Linked DNA regions of Homo sapiens: region 1 is linked to region 2. Evidence: read pairs that join two places in POLR2A ChIA-PET (ENCODE). Cell type or tissue: A673. All regions are shown on one strand. Each heading gives the region's core, and the rest is flanking DNA. Links, peaks and the distances in the headings are about the cores only.

Region 1 (4,406 bases), core at 316-4,315, 120 kb after region 2:
AAGAAAATAATGAAAAATATTTTTTATTTGGCCTTAGGATGCTTCTACATTAAAACTTCAGCAGTGTGGGGATTTCAGAAATCTTTAGAATCCATAATACATCAAAATATAATAAGAATACATTGAACTTATATCTAGCTGATGTCCATGCAACATGATACCAGTATACCTGCAAATATCAGTGCTTTTAAAAATTATAAGACACATGTGTATCTGAATATGATTATTTTAAATTCAATATGCCTTCTAGGAACTTGAAGCTCTCTTTTGTATATTATTTAAAATACCACTTTGAGCTTGTAGGCATGAAAAATATAATTTCTTTCCCATTTCACAGTTGGAAAAACTGAATTACAGGAACAATGCAAGTAATTATCCATGATTAATAGAGGTGTATATGTAAATCAGCCTGAATAAGTGTGTGAAATTAGATGTACCGATGCCAGATAGCTCTGCTCAAGTTTTTAAAAAATGAATGCTTTCATATAAATCTGTGTGAGTTGGGCATACATCTCACTGTGCTAAGCATATTTGAAAATAGATTTTGTAAAAATGTACAGACGTTAAAGTAACTGAGTGTTATAAGCATTGCAATACATAAAACAAATTAGATGAACATTTAAAATCCATTGAAAAGATGCATATCTAATGAACATGAATGTATACACAAGGGTGATTATTAATATACTATAGATTTGTATATGTGCCTGGGTGCAATAAGGGGTAGGTTGAAATGTAGGTGTCCTTTGATCATTAAAAAGTGTGGGAGAAAGGTGCACGTTTCTTTCTTAGGGTTTTGGGAGTTGAGTTAATACAGGCAAAAGCCCTTTAAACTCTAATGGTACATGAGAAGGCCGTTATGTATGTTAGCTGTTGTTATTATTAATATTATTACCATTATTAAACAAAGCAAAATACTGTTGTATTAAGGAGCTGAAAATAAGCTTTTTCTTTTTAATACTAAGGATGGTATTCTACAGAAAATAAATGAAACTGGAAATTATTCAGTGATCTTCACAGCATGGGATATGTTCAAAATTTTTCTCCCATTTTACCTCTCATCCTTTTGGAATTTGATTTCAAGAATGTATTACTGGGAATGCCAGGTGAGGGCAGGTACGCCCTCTCCTCTAACTGTAGATAGGATATGGCTGTTCTGATGCCAGGCCTGCCTGTAGGAACATGAGTCCCCCTTAGGGAGAAAACATGCCAGGACGACTTCAGATTTCTGCAAGCCTCGCTTGTTTGTGGTTTGGATTTTAATTTCTTTCTAAACTTTAATTTTGGGAGTGGGGGTTTGTTTTGTTTTCTGAAAAAGCTTTGGACAGCTGTATTAATCATGCAAACCCAGCCATGTGCAATGCATTTTATCAATGGAAAAACAGGGATGGAATGGCAAGCAGCTGTGAACAAACCTGGTGCCATGCCTGAACCTGAAAGATAATCTCAACATTTCCCAAACCCACTTGCCACACGGGGTTAGTGAATGGAAAGGCTGTTCACTTGGGATAAATAATCAGATGGGAGGCAAACAAGTGAGACACATTCCAGGATTTGTTTTGTTTTGTTTCAAAGTGGCAGTGATCAGAAAGGGATAGGCTGATTGAGTCCAGAGAGCCCCACGCTCAAGGGAATTTTTCGCTTGAGAGTTACATAAACAAAACGGTTGTTTGCCCTTGTCTTTGCCCCTTGTTTCACGTCTTTTTAATTTTCTGAGGCTGGTTTCAACACTTCATTCTGAACCTACGGTCCTCAATGTGAGAATGTCTCTGGGTGCACTTCCATTATGAAGAAGAGCTAGGCACAAGTAAACTGATGGGGAGAAATGTTATCATTGCTCAGTACCCAGAAACCTCAGGAAACAATGTCAACCTCACAAAGTGAGAAAAGTTCCCCCAGACATTGAGAGCTGACTCTTTCCTCATTTTGCAATTCAGTGGATTTTCTGCAGCAATATAGTAGGAGGTATTTATGCAAATTTATGCAATTCAGGACTCACTTCAGAATAAATAAACCTAAATTAAAATTAATGGAAGAAAACACCTATCAGAAACAGATCAAGGATAGAACACTATTTTATTTGTATCTTTTAAACTAAGGAGGAGGAAAGCAAGCTGGTTTTATATTTTGTTTTGTTTTTGGCAGATGGGGGAAGGATATTTGAAAATTTCTGATTGGACACAGCCAATATAAATTACCCATTGGTGGAATTCCAGTATTATTATTATCACTGCAGAAAATCAAGCAATATGATGAAGGAAACCCAAGGGAAATGCATTTGATTTATTGAGGCTTGTTTTTGTTTAATCACAGCTTGAAGGGGTTAGGACTACATTCCTGCTGCGACTCTGCTGTGCATCCCCAGTCATCTTGATGAGCCATGTAGAGTGGGGATAGGAGGGAAGATCCTCCAATGAGAGATATTAATAATAAAGCAGCTGAAATGAAACATACATCTTTGTGAGGTTGGAAATTAGGAAAGAAAGTTTTCCTTTTTATAATGGGAAGGCAGAAAAAATCTTTGTAACTTTTGAAACACCCACTTTCAAAACACCTTAACAAAATTAATTGCCTTAAAATTTTTAGGCCATTTTACGTCAACCAATCTCTAAGAGACAATTGATATTTTAGGAATGAAATTTAAGAGTTCATAAAGATGGTGACAATATATGATATTCAATTAAATGAAGATACCTTGCATTATAGCTATGACCACAGTGAGGCATGCTTCTCATAGATATTTGGGTACTTAACTGGCACCATAAAAATGCTTAAGCATCCTATTGTTAGTATTTCTTTCAATGGGAAGCTGCATTTCGCTTGGGTTAACCTCGATTGGAAAGAGGAGAAGAAAAGTGATTCAATCCCTAAGAAGTTAAAGTCCTTGTAAAGAACAGAAAACTTAAGAGGGGACTATCTTTGTATAGCAAACTCTCACGCCAGCCATCCGTCTTAATGAACAGCTTTTCAATTTCCACTAGCCGAAGACCAAAGTATTAGTATAAGATAAACTATATTCTCTAAAAACTATTGGATCTAAGAAAGCTAACTACAGTCTACCTACAATGTAAAATCAAACTAGGGTCATTCTCCAATCAACAGTTCAGTTTGTGGGAAATATGAAGTTCAAGAAAATCCCTCGTGTTCCATCCCTAGTCCAGACTGTTTTTCAGTATCCGACAGCTGTCTTTTGTGAATGGTGTCTGGCTTCACTTTGTTGAAAGTTACCTATATCATAATGCACGATTAGATAAATACTTGAGTTGGTGGCTGCAGAACTGCTCTCACAAATGATACCTAGAGTCACAGTGATAATGTACAAAGCTCATCTCAGATGGGGCACGACCTCTTTGAAAATGCTATCCAATGGTACAAATGCGTATGTGTGTGTTTTTCATATCAATATATTTGCAAGAGGGCAACATGATAAAGTGATGTCAATCTCTGCAGCAACACTAGAACATAAATGTGTTAAAATAATTGTGGTATGTCAGGAATTCAAAATGGGATATTTTCCATGAACAGTAAGTATCATGTCAAGTCTAAAAAACAGGCACATTTTAACAGTCTTATTTTTAGTGGCTGGGATTAGAAACAGATTTCATTGTTTTAGGGAAGTTTTTTTTTTTTTTTTTTGCTATTCAACAGAGTTATTCTAAGCTTTCATACTAAAAATAGTTTGTCCTCTTTTTAAAATTTGATAATAACTCTTATTAAACTGTCTAGTTGATCCTTGAAACCTTGCAATCCTTAGTTCGAAAATAATTAAAATATATTTGCATATGTGAATGCATATACATGCAAAACATTGCATTATTGACACTGAATATCTACACACAAGTTTGCAAGAGTTTATAGTTTGGACAAATGTTAATGAAACATGATTCATCTTCAAACTTATAAAACAGCAGCTTTCTACCTTTAATTCTGAGCACATTGCCTTTATGGTGTGTATGATAATCTTGCTTAATTGGATTTATTTTTTCCACGCCAGGTCCCGCATGGCCTAGTTTCCGTTTTTTTCTCAGGTCTTTGAGTCTATTTGCAAATCACTTTTCTGGAATTTAATTTCAATGGTAGGTTGGTTTCATTTCAGATTTTTTATATTGTTTTAATTTTATTTGCCAATTTCCCTTTAAATAGCCTTAAGCTAGAAAGTTGTGGCTGCACCTTGCGTCTAAATACGATGTAGGAGGCAAAATTTAATTTGAGTGCATAGAAAGTTTATGAAAAGGAATTCTGAATGATTATCTTGTTTTTTCATTTATGTTTTCTAAGACAGGTACATTTAAAAGGAAAGAAAAAAAAACCATGAATTGGCCAAGATTTTAAGAAAAAATAACATCTTTGTTATAATCCGGTTGAGTTGATTAACCTTTAGCAATATATACATTAATTTTTATAAG
Region 2 (4,406 bases), core at 253-4,252:
ATTCCTAGGTTGAAATGTCTCTAATCATCACTATTAGTTAACAACACTCACTATCGCATTATTTTTCTATTCTTGTCATGGCATTTCTCATAATTTCTCAGTGCCATTGGAACCATCAGTGTTTATCTTTAGGCTGACTCTGCATTCTACCTCTTCCCTCCAACCCCCAAACAAACTGAAGCAATGCCTCAATAGACCCACAGATTCCACTGCCAGCTCAGCATGTAATTTAGCTGGGAGCAGGGATGAGGGAGTGATTTTATTTGACTGTTTGTTATACTAAAGTGAGAATACCCTTAATTTCTTGTTTTAATTTTTAACCTTTAGAAGTTGACTTATTCATTGTAATAATGGTAAGAAATAAAGTTAACATCATTTAACTTAATATATTTACTTCATCTTATTCCAAAAATTATTGAGGGCAAGTAGGCAAGCCATGTAAATTATAATTATTGATGTTTCTGCATATTTCTAGTTGGGGAAGAAGAGAGAACACTAATTTTTGATGATTTGATAGACATTTTTTATAAATAATGTTTTAAGAAGTTTTCAAGGCTAGTCAACTTGTACCTTCTTTGGCTTTAGTTTTAATTTTTTAAAAAAATATCTCTGGGTTTTTTCTCCATTCAGAAAAAAACACTGTCTTTTGTTCTATAGACTAGAAATATTATATTCTGTCCTAGTTTTATAAGAGTAGCTGTCTTTAATTAATAGTCACTCATATCTTTATTTTCTGAGTAGTGCTCTCTAATTAATTAGTCATTCATATCTTTGTTTCCTCATCAGAGTCAGACTTTACAGAAACATTCTAGGGGAGAAGGTCTCTTAATCATCTGTCTGGGAAAGAAGTTTTTTGGTGGGTAGTGGAAGAATTGCTTTTTTTCCTCTTGAGACTATTAAAACTTGGCAGCTAGAATTAGGTTGAGTGAATTTCTCAAATCCTTCATTTCCTGAAGGTTGGATTAAAATTCAGCAAATCTCAAACCCCATAAATTGGATTAAAATCTCGACAAACTACATTCTGCACTTTAGATTTTATAAAGCACTTTCAAATACCTCCCTTCAAACTCCAAACAACCCACGATAAGGTAGGGCACGCATTATTATTCATATTATGTGTATATTAGGAAACTGAGACAAAGAAAGGAAAAGCATCTTCTCTGAAGTCGTATGATTAGTTAGTGGCAAAGTCTAGGCTAGAATAGGAATCAGCCTGGTCTTAGGCCTAAACTTGAGGGAAAAAGTAGACATGTAGATGGCATATTGCAGATATCACTGAGACCCCATCATGCTGCCTCTGATTTTTCTTCTTGGTTACTCTTTGAAATCCTTTAGTGTATAGTGTTATTAGCAAAAAGGTTATTCTCTCTTTTAAGTGCTTGGAAAGTAAGGAAGAAATGGGGGCAGAGATGTTACTTGCATAATTCTCCTCACATCAAAATGAAATATACTGGCTCAGTGTTTTGAAAGGAACTTAAAATGTGAAACATGGTAATGAAACGAGCAAAATGTGGATCACAGTGACCACTGAAAGCCATGATCCAGGCTCCAGATGGACATCTGGTATATAGCTAAAGAAAAAGACTGTGTGAGCAACAAAAGGGCCATATGTGAGTTAGCTGCCAAAGATTTTTATTATTATTATTATTACTTTCCTTTGAGCTTTTGAGGTGATGATGCTTAATATTCAAGAAAGATGAAAATAAAAAGAGAGGAAGCAAACACCCAGCTCATTGGTGATTGGTAGAGTAATTGTGGGCATGGCCCCAGGATGATAGCAGCTTCTATTTAATCAATGTTGACAAGGCTGGGGAGAGCTGGGCAGGTCCCAAGAGGTAATGTTTTACTCGGAAATCCACTCAACCTAATTTCAGTAATGTAGGGCTGTGGAAGGGCCTGGACTGGAGCCAGAAAACAGGGCCATTAGAGCTCAGTGTAGGCAATGGCAGCTGGGAACATCGCCATCCCTCCAGCAGCATTGCAACCAGGCTGCCTGGCTGAGCGCACAAGCAGCCGCTGCTGCATATGCTCCTGGTATTTGCTCACCAACAGAATGCATCGACATGCTATTCTCATCCTTTCAAGGAAATGAATGGAATGCATAAAGGCAAGAACTGCTTCCAAACTCTATTTTAGCAAGAATCAGAGAGCAAGTTTGGCATACATCTTTCAAGGACCACTGTGAAATTGTCCACTTAATCCCCTGAATCCTTTAAGGCTACCATTACATTGTTGTAAATACATGCAGAGATAACTTAGATCTTTATTGCTGTCTTAGTGTGGTTTTGATCTTTCTTAGGAATTGTGGTTGTGGATCAAGAATATGGAAACTACTATGGTTTTTCCTTTTTCAAAACTTCTGAGATTCATTCAAATTAGTCAGCTTTGCAAATCCAAGAGAAGTGACCCAGGACGAATTACGCTCCTTAGGGCTGAGTGCTTCTTATCTAGCTGTTCTTTCCTTTACCATTCTTTCTCCAATAAACAACACATTATTACAGTAATTTGCTAGCATATAAATTCCAATAACTTAGAGGTTTTTGCTTTGTGTTTTCATGGCTGTGTCACCACTGCTATACTTGCAGTTCGTGGAACAGTGTATGGACATAGTAAGACATAATTTCTTTCACTGGATGAATAAATGAATGAATGAAAACATTTTCTTTCTTCCCTTTTGAAGGATCCTTGAGCTATCATGCATCAAGAATATATGAATTTACTTTCTATGATGTTAACTTTCTCTTTTTAAGTTAACACAGAAATGACAAAATTCATGGAGGCTGCCAGTGAACGTGGTGGTAATCTCTAAGCTGTCTTTGGGCTTGGAAGAGCAATGTTTTTGTCAAGGCTAAAATGCCATGGCATGGGCAGGTTACAGCTTTCTATCAGATTCTAACATTATCTGTCCAAATGACTGAATATAATTTTTGAGACTAAATCGTGGCACAGCAAGAGTATTTAATCAACTTCATTAAATAATTTAATCAAGTTTTTGAGCCTCTAGCTTAAGCCTCTCATATAAATAAGGTTATTTACTCCTGAAAATATGACTATGTTCCATTTGAAAAATTTGTGTCTTGAAAAAACTTTTTTCCCCTAAAAGGAAAAAAAGCCTAAACTACTAAAACTAAATTTAAAACTAAAACACATCATCGATTTTTGTTTATTGTTTTTTTTTTTTAGACACATTCGGTTTTATAATAGAACTGGATTTGGGGGATTGATTTTGCCCTGGTAAAGATGGATTTGGGGAGAAGCCATCACTAGGTAGATAATAGTAATAGTCTTAGGAAATTCATTCAATGGTCACTACATAGATACACGTGTGCGCGTGCACACACACACACACACACACACATACAGCCCGAGTGTCTTTGGCTGCTATAATAAAATACCATAAACTAGGTGGCTTATAAACAACAGACAAATCCTGGTAAGGGCCAGCTTTCTCTGTACCTTGCTGTGTCCTCACATGGTAGAAGAGACTAGCTAGTTCTCTGTTGTGTCTTTCATAAAGACACTAATCCCAGTCATGAGTCCGCTACCCTCATGATTTAACCACCTCCCAAAGATTCCTACTCCTAATGCCGTCACCTTAGGGGGTTAGAATTTCAACATATGAATTTTGAAGGAACACAGACATTTAATGCATAATACTGTGACTCATTTTTGTTTTTCCTGTAATGTCTTAAACAAAATAACAGTACTAATATTAAGTTTTAATGTTTAATACAAGTAAAAGTACTATTCAGAGGCAAACTGAAAAAGAACAAGCATATTCTACGCTTCGCCTTGCTGGATTTCAGCCGTCACACTAGCACTTCCAGGCTTTCCTCATTTGCCAGCTCCAGGTCATTGCTTCTACTCACTTGTTCTATGTCACCTGGTGTTGAAAATCACACTTCAATCTTCTAGACTCTATAGCCCCTTCCTAAGTAATAACTGTCTCAGAGGGAGGTTGATCCGCTAGATGAGGAATGTGACTATTTACTCTAAATGGAACATGGTAATTGGAGTGACCAGCTGGCCCCAGCCATTCATTTGTCTTTGACACTCACCATGATGATCAAAGATTTTGCACAAAATACTAAAGATTACATATTAACTCATCTCTAGCATTTACAAATCACATAATTAGTGCTGGAAAGTGCCAAGACCAGATTTTATACTACAGAAGACTTATCAGGATTCTTCCCTTCATTTTTAGCTGCTTTTAATGGTACAATTTTTAAACGTTGTAATCTTCAGACCTACATAGCTGTGGACCGGACTCCCTGCTTTAGTTATCACTCTGAACTTACCCATTCTTTTTGGGCAAAGGTAAAACCAGGGAAAGCAACTAAAGTAAAATCTGCTGAGATAACTCTGTCCTACGTTGGAATTTACAGTGTGGCCTTACGTAAACC

Evidence for each region. ChIA-PET counts read pairs that join two places held together with the same protein. Peaks named below come from ENCODE experiments on the same cell type or tissue, not always from the same donor. Only the 100,000 strongest peaks of a DNase experiment are listed, where the experiment ranks them.
Region 1: POLR2A ChIA-PET joins it to region 2 with 9 read pairs; 2 of 35 experiments call an interaction of 5 or more read pairs at or near these places.

What each region holds. Positions count from the first base shown.
Region 1 is chr3:115,829,742-115,834,147 of GRCh38, forward strand. The region is part of intron 6 of LSAMP (limbic system associated membrane protein); the gene reads right to left. The region is part of intron 1 of LOC124906269 (a long non-coding RNA gene); the gene reads left to right. Among named protein-coding and RNA genes, the nearest start is that of SNORD155, 73 kb to the right of the region's middle. In A673, for the core only: a CTCF peak has its summit at 2,719; DNase peaks (open chromatin) are centred at 2,310, 2,760 and 3,980; H3K4me3 peaks cover 584 bases; H3K27ac peaks cover 4,000 bases.
Region 2 is chr3:115,711,540-115,715,945 of GRCh38, forward strand. All of the region lies in intron 2 of GAP43 (growth associated protein 43), which reads left to right. Among named protein-coding and RNA genes, the nearest start is that of GAP43, 90 kb to the left of the region's middle. RefSeq lists enhancers at 1,486-1,986, 1,987-2,487. In A673, for the core only: no CTCF peak of the experiment used is centred there; DNase peaks (open chromatin) are centred at 922 and 1,902; H3K4me3 peaks cover 466 bases; H3K27ac peaks cover 945 bases.